Regions from separate parts of the Homo sapiens genome. Here all the other regions are linked to region 1. The links are chromatin contacts, found by Hi-C in ENCODE. All regions are on one chromosome and are shown on one strand. Each heading gives the region's core, a stretch centred on a gene start or an enhancer-like site at or near the end of the contact. The rest is flanking DNA. Distances are from core to core; before and after follow the strand shown. Region 1 holds the start of CDK8 (cyclin dependent kinase 8). Region 2 holds the start of CPAP (centrosome assembly and centriole elongation protein). Region 3 holds the start of GTF3A (general transcription factor IIIA).

Region 1 (3,008 bases), core at 305-2,804:
ATTTTACAAGAAAACATGGAGTTAATAAAATATATTTTCCCCCCAACTAAGAATTGCCTTCTCTTTTGTCAATATTACAAGACATTCATCTACTGACAAAGAGAAAAAATGAACAATTCACTTGCCTGTTAAGAAACTAAATTGGAAGCATTACCAGTCATAGGTTTAATTAAGTTGTTACTAGGGAAGAATATTTAAAGCAAAGGGATTATTTAAAGTTCACTGCCAGCCGCTAAATTTGGGGGAAACCGCCTGAACGAGATAGTCCCTATGTCACTTGCCTTCTTCCCCACCACCCACCCTGCACCAAACCCCCATTGTTCTATGTAAAAATTCACAGCTAATAATATCTAAATAGCAATTGCAACATTTATGTTGCAGATGATCACTATGGGGAACTCTCTCCAGAACCACATTCACTCGCTGCCTTCCTTTCCTCAAATAAAATACAAATTTGATAAAAAATCGATCACAAACTGGTGGGGGAAAGGATCACAGCCTTCCTTCTAGACCGATGGATGACACTCCAGAGGCGGGTGAGGAAATCCCCAGAAGGTTACCATAATAAATCGACCAAGGAAAAAAAAAAACAAAAAACATTTAACCCGGCGTTTTAGAACGAATTTTTTCATGAATCAGCTTTGAAATCCTTGAAAAGTATACAGCCCACGGTGCAGAGGCTCATCTTGCCTCTTACCACCAGAGCAGAACACAGACGCGGCACGCAGGATTTCTCGTGGGTTTGGATCCCTCGTACACCACTTCCTCCCCAAACCTGGCTGGCGGAGCCAGAGGCCGGCGTCGAGGAAGTCAGAGCCCGGCACCCCGGCGGCCCGCTCTCCCTCCGGGCTACCTGCCTCGGCCTGCGGGAGCGCCGCCCAGCGCGGACACCGGCCCAGACACACACACTCACCCATCTTTCCTCTTGGCTTTGTAGACGTGACCATAAGTGCCTCGGCCAACTTTGCAGCCCTCGTATTCAAACAGGTCCTCGACCCGCTCCCGCTCGCTGCTCAGCTTCACTTTAAAGTCATAGTCCATTGTCACAGCCTCTGAGGCCGGAGAGCTGGGTCGGGGGGCCGGGGGGCAGGGGTGGGGACCGGGGAAGCACGGGCAGCCGCAGCCCCCGGGAACCCGCCCGCTCTACGCCCGCCGGCCGCAGCACCAGCCCGACTGATGCGGCAAGAGCAGGAGGAGGCCCCGCGAAAGCGCCAGGGACATCCAGGGGGACGGCGGGGCAGAGGCCGGCCGGGGGTGGAGGAACGGGGAGGATCCCCCGGCGAAGGAGAGCCGAGGGACGAGGGCTGGGGGTGGGGAGCGGTGTCTCTGCCCTTGTCCCCGCGGGCTCCCTGGGCGCCGGCTCCGCCGCTCTCTCCGGCCGCGCGTTCTGCTCCTGCTGCGGCGGGAGCGGCGGGGCGGCCAGGCGGGCTCTCGTCCTCTCACACGCGCACTCACGCCTCACGCTCTCACACACACGCTCACACTCACTCACTCACTCACTCTCCCATACACTCAAACAGAAGGGCAGAGCCGCACAACAGCCGGTACCTCCTCAAAGAGAGGAGGAGGGAGGGCACTCGCGGAACACGGCCGCGGCTGTCGCAAAAACGTCGCGAAGCCTCGGGCTGCCTCCGGGCCACACTCTAGCCCGCTCCCGCGGTGGCTGGCCGCCCCTGCTGGCGCTGGCACCCTGAGGACCGTGTGGAGGGAGCAGGGGAGCCACTGCCCAAAGCTGCCGCCAAATGCACCACGTGGAACCAGCCCCAGCGGTGGCCGGGCCCCAGACTACAATACCCAGAATGCACAGGCCGCCGCCGCTGCCGCCCCTTCTACGACTCCGCCCCACACGGTGGGAATATGGGAGCGTTGCATGATGGGACTCGTAGTCTAGGGTGAAATTCGTTTCAATCATTTGGGGAAAATTTATTTTTATTTTTACAGCGATCTAACTAGAGTCTGATTTCAGCCACAAACTTGATCAAAGAGGTGCACGTGGGAAGGAGAGTCGTTTGCATTAGAAACACATTTTGTGCCACTCTGAACTCCAGATTTTAAAGGCCACTATCATCGATAAAAGCCGGTATGATATTTGTAAACAGCTCGCGGGCCAGCAGTTGGGGTACTCTTGGTGTTCACAATCTGATAAGGGCTGCACAATGATGTCAACATACTGACATTACAAGCACCAATAAAAGTGAATCAATGACCAGTGTCCAAGCTACTCCTAAACATTGTTACTCTTGTGACAGATGACCATCCAAACCTTTCCTATCCATATACAGGAAGTATTGAGTACAGTACAGCCTTCTGCGATACTACCTATAAGAACACCAGTTTCTAGCTATGATTACAGAAAGGATCTAAATCCATGGGAACTAGTTTGTTAATAATCTTAAGGTAGCAATATGTCCTGCTTCAGGAGTCCTGGTATCTTGATACTAATCTATCATTTTATCTTACCCCCCTTGTCTATTTTTAATTTTTGGTTTTCCAATTGTTACCATTTCCACTAAAGCTCCCCACTTCCCAAAGGGAATATGAACTTTGCAGTTTTAATGTGAACTTTTTAACACTTTTTTTCCCACCTTTCCTGTGATATTTATCAAATTCCTTTCATCTTTTATTTCCTCTACCTTGCTAGATCCTAAGTTGTTATAGGAAGTCATATTTGCATCTTCTGTAAAACCTAGTGTCATGCCTTGATAATGATGCACAGTAAACACTTGTTAAATTAATGAATGAATAAACATGTTTATCTCAAAAAGATCCATATACCAATGATGATGATGATGATATCATCTTGTGAAAAAGCCTCCAAAGGGCTTTCTCTTATATAATTTTCCTTGGAGAAAATTAGTGACTTCACCACTGTGTAAAATTAAATTGTTTTTACCTAGCATACTATATAAGTATTGAGTATTTTACTATACTGGGTTTGAATCCTGCATTGTCATTTACTAATGTGTTCTTGGAGCCTAGAATTTTTTCTTTGCAAAGTGCAAAGCACA
Region 2 (3,008 bases), core at 230-2,729, 1.3 Mb after region 1:
AAAATAGAGGATATTGCGACTATCCTTAAAGATACACATTTTAGGAAGAATGATGAGACTTTTGGGCATGCTTTCAAGCCAAAGGGCTATCATAAATGAAAAGGAAGATTGTTTGGGTCCTTGTCTGGCATCTTAAGTAGCTGTGTGATCTCGGAAGTCTCGGGCTTTAGCTTCCTCACCCACAGTGAAAATTAAAAAGAAAAATTGGGCCGGGCGCGGTGGCTCACGCCTGTAATTCCAGCACTTTGGGAGGCCGAGGCGGGCGGATCACGAGGTCAGAAGATCAAGACCATCCTGGCTAACACGGTGAAACCCCTTCTCTACTAAAAATAAAAATAAAAAAATTAGCCAGGCGTGGTGGCGGGCGCCTGTAATCCCAGCTACTCGGGAGGCTGAGGCAGGAGAATGGCGTGAACCCGGCAGGCAGAGCTTGCAGTGAGCGGAGATCGCGCCATTGTACTCCAGCCTGGGCAACAGAGCGAGACTCCATCTCAAAAAATAAAAATTAAAAAAAGAAAAGAAAAATTGAAAAAAGAAGCAAAACCGAAATCTTGATTTAGAGAAGTAGACTCTTTTTGAAGTAGAAAGCAAAACAAATTTTGGAGGACCAAATTTCTGTGAAATAGTTTTGTCTTTAGCAGTCGTTTGTTTCAGTTATAACGGTTATAAATGGCACTTCATTTGATTTCTTTAAACATTTTACTTGGCCTGCTGTTTAATCAGACATGGAAGCCAGGTATGTAGTACTGTGGTAACTCACGGTGCTGTAACTTCCTAGATTAAAGGGCCGTGGCAGTTAAAACGAAACAAAACAAAAAAATTTCTTGAATTCTGCACTGTCAGTATTCAAACTAGTTTCAGAATCTAATGGACACACTCTGCCAAACCACCGATTAGCCATTTGAGGAGAGATGAAAGATGCCTATTTTTGGAGTGAATTCTCATAGGGTTATTTTCGTCTTACGAAATGGTGTAGCGGACTGCCCTTTTTCTCCTTTACTAAGTCACCTCAGCCAAAGCGGAAAACAAAGAAAAAAACCAAACCAAACCAAAAAAACGACAAAATAGACCGTACGCAAATAGAAAAAAAAAAAACAAAACCCAAAACACCTCCTTTAAGCGTCGGTTGGGCTCTATGTTAGCTTTGACTCTCCGTGCTCCCTGCTTTGCTGGGAACACGGAGATCCATCGCTCCGTTAGGCGTTCCCTTTAGTTTTCTAAGTGTGGGAGCCTGGGGCGACGTCCACCACGGAAGGTCTCTCCCGGAAACGGTTTTCCGCCCCGCCACGCCGCCCGCCTACGTCGACCACTGGCCCGCTGCTGGTCGGAAGGCGGCGCGCAGTCCATCCCCCGCCGGGCAACGCCCGTCGCTGTGGCGTCACTGGGAGTTGTAGTTTCACTGGGCTCAGCGGTGCCTGCGCTTTAGCGCAGACGCGCGGGTGAGATCCTCACTTCCCACAGGACCTCGGGACGGGGGCGGGGCTCCGACAGAGGCGGCGATTGTGGCGGCCCATTTGTAAATGCTGCGGAGATTGAGGTGTCGGTTCGTGCTGCTGAGCTGCCCAGGCTTCACGGAGCGGTAATTTGTGGGCGAAAAGAGCGGAGGAGCTCTTTGTCCGCCGCCCTGCGCCGGAGATGGACGGCGGTGGGCGGGCAGGACTCTGCTCGGACCTCGGGGTTGGCTCGGCGGGGCGAGGAGGGAGCGGGGCGCCGGGACGCGCTCAGGCCCACGGGCGCGCTGAGGCCCACGGCAGTTCAGTGGCTTCGTTCATTCGCGCTGCTTTGTTCTTCGCAGAGCTGGGGAAGCCGGCCTCTCTGGGGTGTCTGTCTCTCTGACCTGGCTGTGGCGGAACTTGAGTTCCTGTGGGCAGCGCGGCAGCCGCAGTCCGCTGGAGCAGGGTGGTGAAGTAGCGTTGCTGGCTGTCCTAAGGGCCGGTCTTGCCCCAGCTTTGTCAAGGGCTTCTCTCTTGAAGCTTCGTGTGGATTCATGGCTTTCAAGAACGTGTTGTATTTTAGGGGACTGCTAAATCACTTCCCAGACCAACTAGTTACTTCTCACGGTCTAAGAGTGGCTTTGAATTTGCTGTTTGTATCCACTCTCCTCCCTCACCGTGCAGAGAATTTATCTTTTTTTCAATACTGCTTTAAAGAATGTTTACATAGCACTTTCTGGAGATTTCAAGGCTGTCAGTTTGTTACATTTTTTAAAAGTTTTATTGAGGTATAATTGCTATACAATAAAAATGGCACATGTTTAAATGCATTCCATTTGATGAGTTTGACATACACGTGCACCCGTGTCCTTCAGATTTTGATATCTGTAAAGTCTGAGTCCACATACTAATCCTATCTCGGCATATATATTATCAATGCTCCCTTTACCAAGACCTCAGTATCAATAATAAGTAGCAGGTTCTGGTGACGCTTTTTTTATACTTCATGCTGACATTAAATATATTTTTAGAATCGCGGTCATGAAATTGAAGGTATAGAAGGTGTGTTTGGTGGGGAGTTGGAGGAGGAGATGCAAAAGTCTGGCTGCTGCATCCCAAGACTGCTTGCACTTGTCAGTCTAGTAGGGAATTTTTCTAGTTTTCCATATTATGAAATGACCTTGTAGTTTGTCTCCCTTCTGAATTTGGATTTCGAAAGATTTTCTGCTAAGGTCATTGAAATTAAGCAAAGTTACGTGGTTGATTTTGAAAAAAAAAAAGTCATTACTTTTTTAGATTGGTTTCCTACTGAAAAACAATTTGCTTAGAAAAAGTTTTTACAAATTATTCAGGAATAACAGATATCCAGTAAAGTGCGCTAATCTTAAGTGTACAGCCTAAGTGTATCCACCCCCTGTATTAACCTTCCCAGTTGTTGAAGTCAAAAATTTGGAGATGAATCTCTTAAGTTTAACGTTTTATTTGGGAAGAAAGAATGGCGGTTCCAGGCGTACAGACCAGGTGGTCTTCAGTATGTCCAAAGAACAAAGAGAAAGCTGGAGGTTTTATAAAAAA
Region 3 (3,008 bases), core at 509-3,008, 1.2 Mb before region 1:
AAAACAAGCAAACAGGAACACAGTGAGCTACATACCACCAGGGGCGGAGCCACAGAACCTTGCACAGCGGCAGGCGTGGAGTAGGCTCAATAAACATTTGTCAAATTAATCTGCATGAGAGATCTGGGACAACAAAGATGACTCCAAGTTTTTCAACCTGTATTAAGGAAACTGGTAGCGCCAGTATCCAAAATACAGCACACCGGTCTAAAAGGAAAGGCAAGCTCTTACGTGGATCTACTGGTAATACAGAGCCCAGAATTTAGAGGCTAGAACGGGCAAGAGGAAGGGCAGAGGGGCAAAGCATAAAGGATGTTATGAGTCATGCCGGTGGCTATGTAAGACCGCAAGAGGGAGCTGGGCGGGGTGGAACATGCAGAGGGCAGAAGAGGATCCAACGAAAAGGGCAGACGAGGAAGAGGAAAAGAACCAGAGAAGGTCTCAAGGAAGAAGCGGTCGGCCTTCCAGTGCTGGAGAGGTTAAGGAATGAGGCCCCGGAGGACACCTGGAGAAGGTGGCCCATAAATTAGAGGAGGTGCAAGGGGCAAAGGTATGGACTGCAGCCCAGTGGTTTAAGAAATTAAGGGCTTTAAGCTGAGGCAGTGTGAAGCCTAGCTCTGCCAAAAACTGGGAAGCTGGGCAGATTCCTTGACCTCCATGACCCTCGTTTTCCTCACTTGTGTGTGACATGGGCTGCCACGTCATATCATGGTATCTGACATTCTCCTGCCCTCAAAATAAAATCCAAACTCCTAATGGGCCTACTTCTCAGACCTCATATGGTGATCTCCGCACCCAAACACACCCACCTGCCTCCCACCCCAAGGGTCACAGGCTCCCTTTGTGTTCTCTCTACCTAGCACAAATGTCTGCATGGCTAGATCCTTCCTTCTTACACGGCTCACACAGAGAGGCCTTTCCTGACCACAACACTGCATGTCATTCCCACCTATCCTGTGGTCGGCTCGACCCAGGAACAAAGGTCCATGGCAGCAGAAACCTTGGGTTTGCCTGTTTTGCTCACTGCTCTCTCCAGTGTGGAGTTACGAAGAAATGAGCACATGCTGCTTTCACGACCCCTGGTACATGTAACCCATCTTCTGTACCAGCTCCAGGGGCCAGTGTTTGGCAGGTGTCTAGTAGCGGTGGGCCCCCTCAAACCTCACACTTATTTGCAGATTACGGGAGGCACTTGGCTGGCCGAGACTCACGATCAATGACTGCTTAGTAAATCCCGAGCCCCTGCCATGGATATCAAGGTCGCAGAACGAAGGTCCTACAACTTCCTGTCTACTTCCTCAGCTCCTTCCCCAAGTCCTGGATGTCAAAGCTGAACGCGCTGCACAGCGGGGCCTGCGGCCCTGGCCACGACTGCAGTGGCTACCCCGGGGCCACGCGCCATCCCTAGGCCCAGGGTTGGCAGCCTCGCCCCCCTCACCTCCCCCGTGTGCTTGCACAGGTGCGCGTCAAGCTTCCAGGCTTTGCTGTAATTGGCGCTGCAGTCAGGGAAGGAGCAGATGAACCTCCTGGGAAGCGCGGGGCGCGGCGGGGTCGGAGCTGAGCTCTCGCCGGCTGCAATGAACGCGTCGGCGATGGTCAAGGACGACACCGACTCGGCGACCACGGCCGGCGGATCCAGGGCGCCGGCGCCTCCAAGCCCAGGGCCAGGCGCGCTGCCACGTGCCGAGACACGTGCCGGGAACCGGCGCGCCCGGCCCACGGCTCCCTGCTGAACCTTCGCGCGACGCCGGCACACTTCCGGGAGCGCGCGCGGTCACCAGGCACCGCCCCGCGTCGGCGCCGCTGCTGCGCATGCTCCGGGAGATCGCGCATGCGCCAGGAGGCCCCGCCGCGGCTCGCGGCCCGTGCCCTGTCAGCCCTGGATGAGAGGCGGGGGTTTCTGCGTCCTCGGCAGAAGGCTGCTGCGTTTCACAGGCAACTCAAATCCCGAGGCACTGCTTAAATGGGGCTTGTTTCCCGTCCTCCAGTACACTCTGGAAAGCACTAGCCTTACATAATTTAAGTTAGCCTGTTGCCACATTACTAGTGTGACCTGTGTGGTTTCGTTTCTTTGCGTGCTTTACGTGCTTCTGCTGCAAGCCCCAGTTCAGAGGTTCCTAAGCTCAGATTCACGTGGAGAGCTTTACAAAATCCCGAAGCCTAGAGGATACTTGGACCACTTAAATCACAATTTCTGGGGGTAGGAAACAGGCATCAGTATTTTTGGAAACTTCCTAGGTGATTTCAATGCGCAGAAAAGTTTGGGAACCACTATCCTGGCACAGTAGTGCGCACCTGTAGTCCCAGGTACGCGGGCGAATCGCTTGAGCCCAGAGTGAGACCCCGAGCTCTAAAAGAATAAATACAGATGTCTCCCCATCCTACCCTTCCCCACCCCGGCAAACTGACCAGGTGGTTGGAAAAAAAAAAAAAAAAAAAGGAAAAGTTTGGGAACACTGCCCTAGAGCCTTGATGACCTACTTGAAACAAATCTCCAGGTGATTCAGTGCATATCAAAACCTGAGAAGCACTTTTGAGAGGCCTGAATGAATATGAGTATCTTAGTTTATGAGGACCACATGCCTAAAAAATGTCCTTGGATACAGATAACTGGCAGGATGACTTGGGGGATGTTCGCCAGATCCATATTTTTCACATCCTGCATTATTCCGAATCATTAAGCCCTTGTCGGAATGTGATGAACAGGTCCCTGCACAGCAGTGCAGTTCTGGAAACAAGCCAGGGCTTAACATCAGTGCTTATGAACTGAGTATTCCAGTTCATAAACACTCCTTTGCCTCAGTCTGCTCATCTTGAAAGTGGGAAAGTTGATAACGCCTGTGTCATCCTCCGTCTCAAGATAACGGGGCTGTGAGAGTGTCTATGCCTTGGGTCCACCTGTTGCTTTCTTCATTTGCCACTCTAGCCCCTGTCCATGGATGGGAGAATTCTACACTCATCCCTCCCACAACTCCGGAATTCTAAAATGGTTTCTCTTGCGCCAGTTC

The links. A loop is a pair of places that touch in the nucleus more often than their neighbours do. Pooled maps may share reads with other maps.
Region 2: a map of CD8-positive, alpha-beta T cell shows a loop between it and region 1 (10-fold over the local background). The contact joins the promoter of CPAP here to the promoter of CDK8 in region 1. A Hi-C loop is called at or near these places in 3 of 168 maps with a recorded cell type or tissue (CD4-positive, alpha-beta T cell, CD8-positive, alpha-beta T cell and naive thymus-derived CD4-positive, alpha-beta T cell) and 14 of 50 pooled maps.
Region 3: a loop to region 1 is called in a map of CD8-positive, alpha-beta T cell, with 7 times the contacts of the local background. The contact joins the promoter of GTF3A here to the promoter of CDK8 in region 1. A Hi-C loop is called at or near these places in 3 of 168 maps with a recorded cell type or tissue (B cell, CD4-positive, alpha-beta memory T cell and CD8-positive, alpha-beta T cell) and 8 of 50 pooled maps.

What each region holds. Positions count from the first base shown.
Region 1 is chr13:26,252,675-26,255,682 of GRCh38, reverse strand. CDK8 (cyclin dependent kinase 8) reads right to left here and starts at 1,554. Exons shown (of 13, transcript NM_001260.3): 1 at 914-1,554. The coding sequence starts at 1,041. RefSeq lists a silencer at 950-1,549.
Region 2 is chr13:24,921,332-24,924,339 of GRCh38, reverse strand. It overlaps CPAP (centrosome assembly and centriole elongation protein), which reads left to right and starts at 1,479. Exons shown (of 17, transcript NM_018451.5): 1 at 1,479-1,579. RefSeq lists enhancers at 532-1,433, 1,434-2,335.
Region 3 is chr13:27,423,369-27,426,376 of GRCh38, reverse strand. It overlaps GTF3A (general transcription factor IIIA), which reads right to left and starts at 1,758. Exons shown (of 9, transcript NM_002097.3): 1 at 1,439-1,758. The coding sequence starts at 1,639. RefSeq lists enhancers at 84-303, 1,254-1,323 and silencers at 1,414-1,493, 1,594-1,653, 1,664-1,933.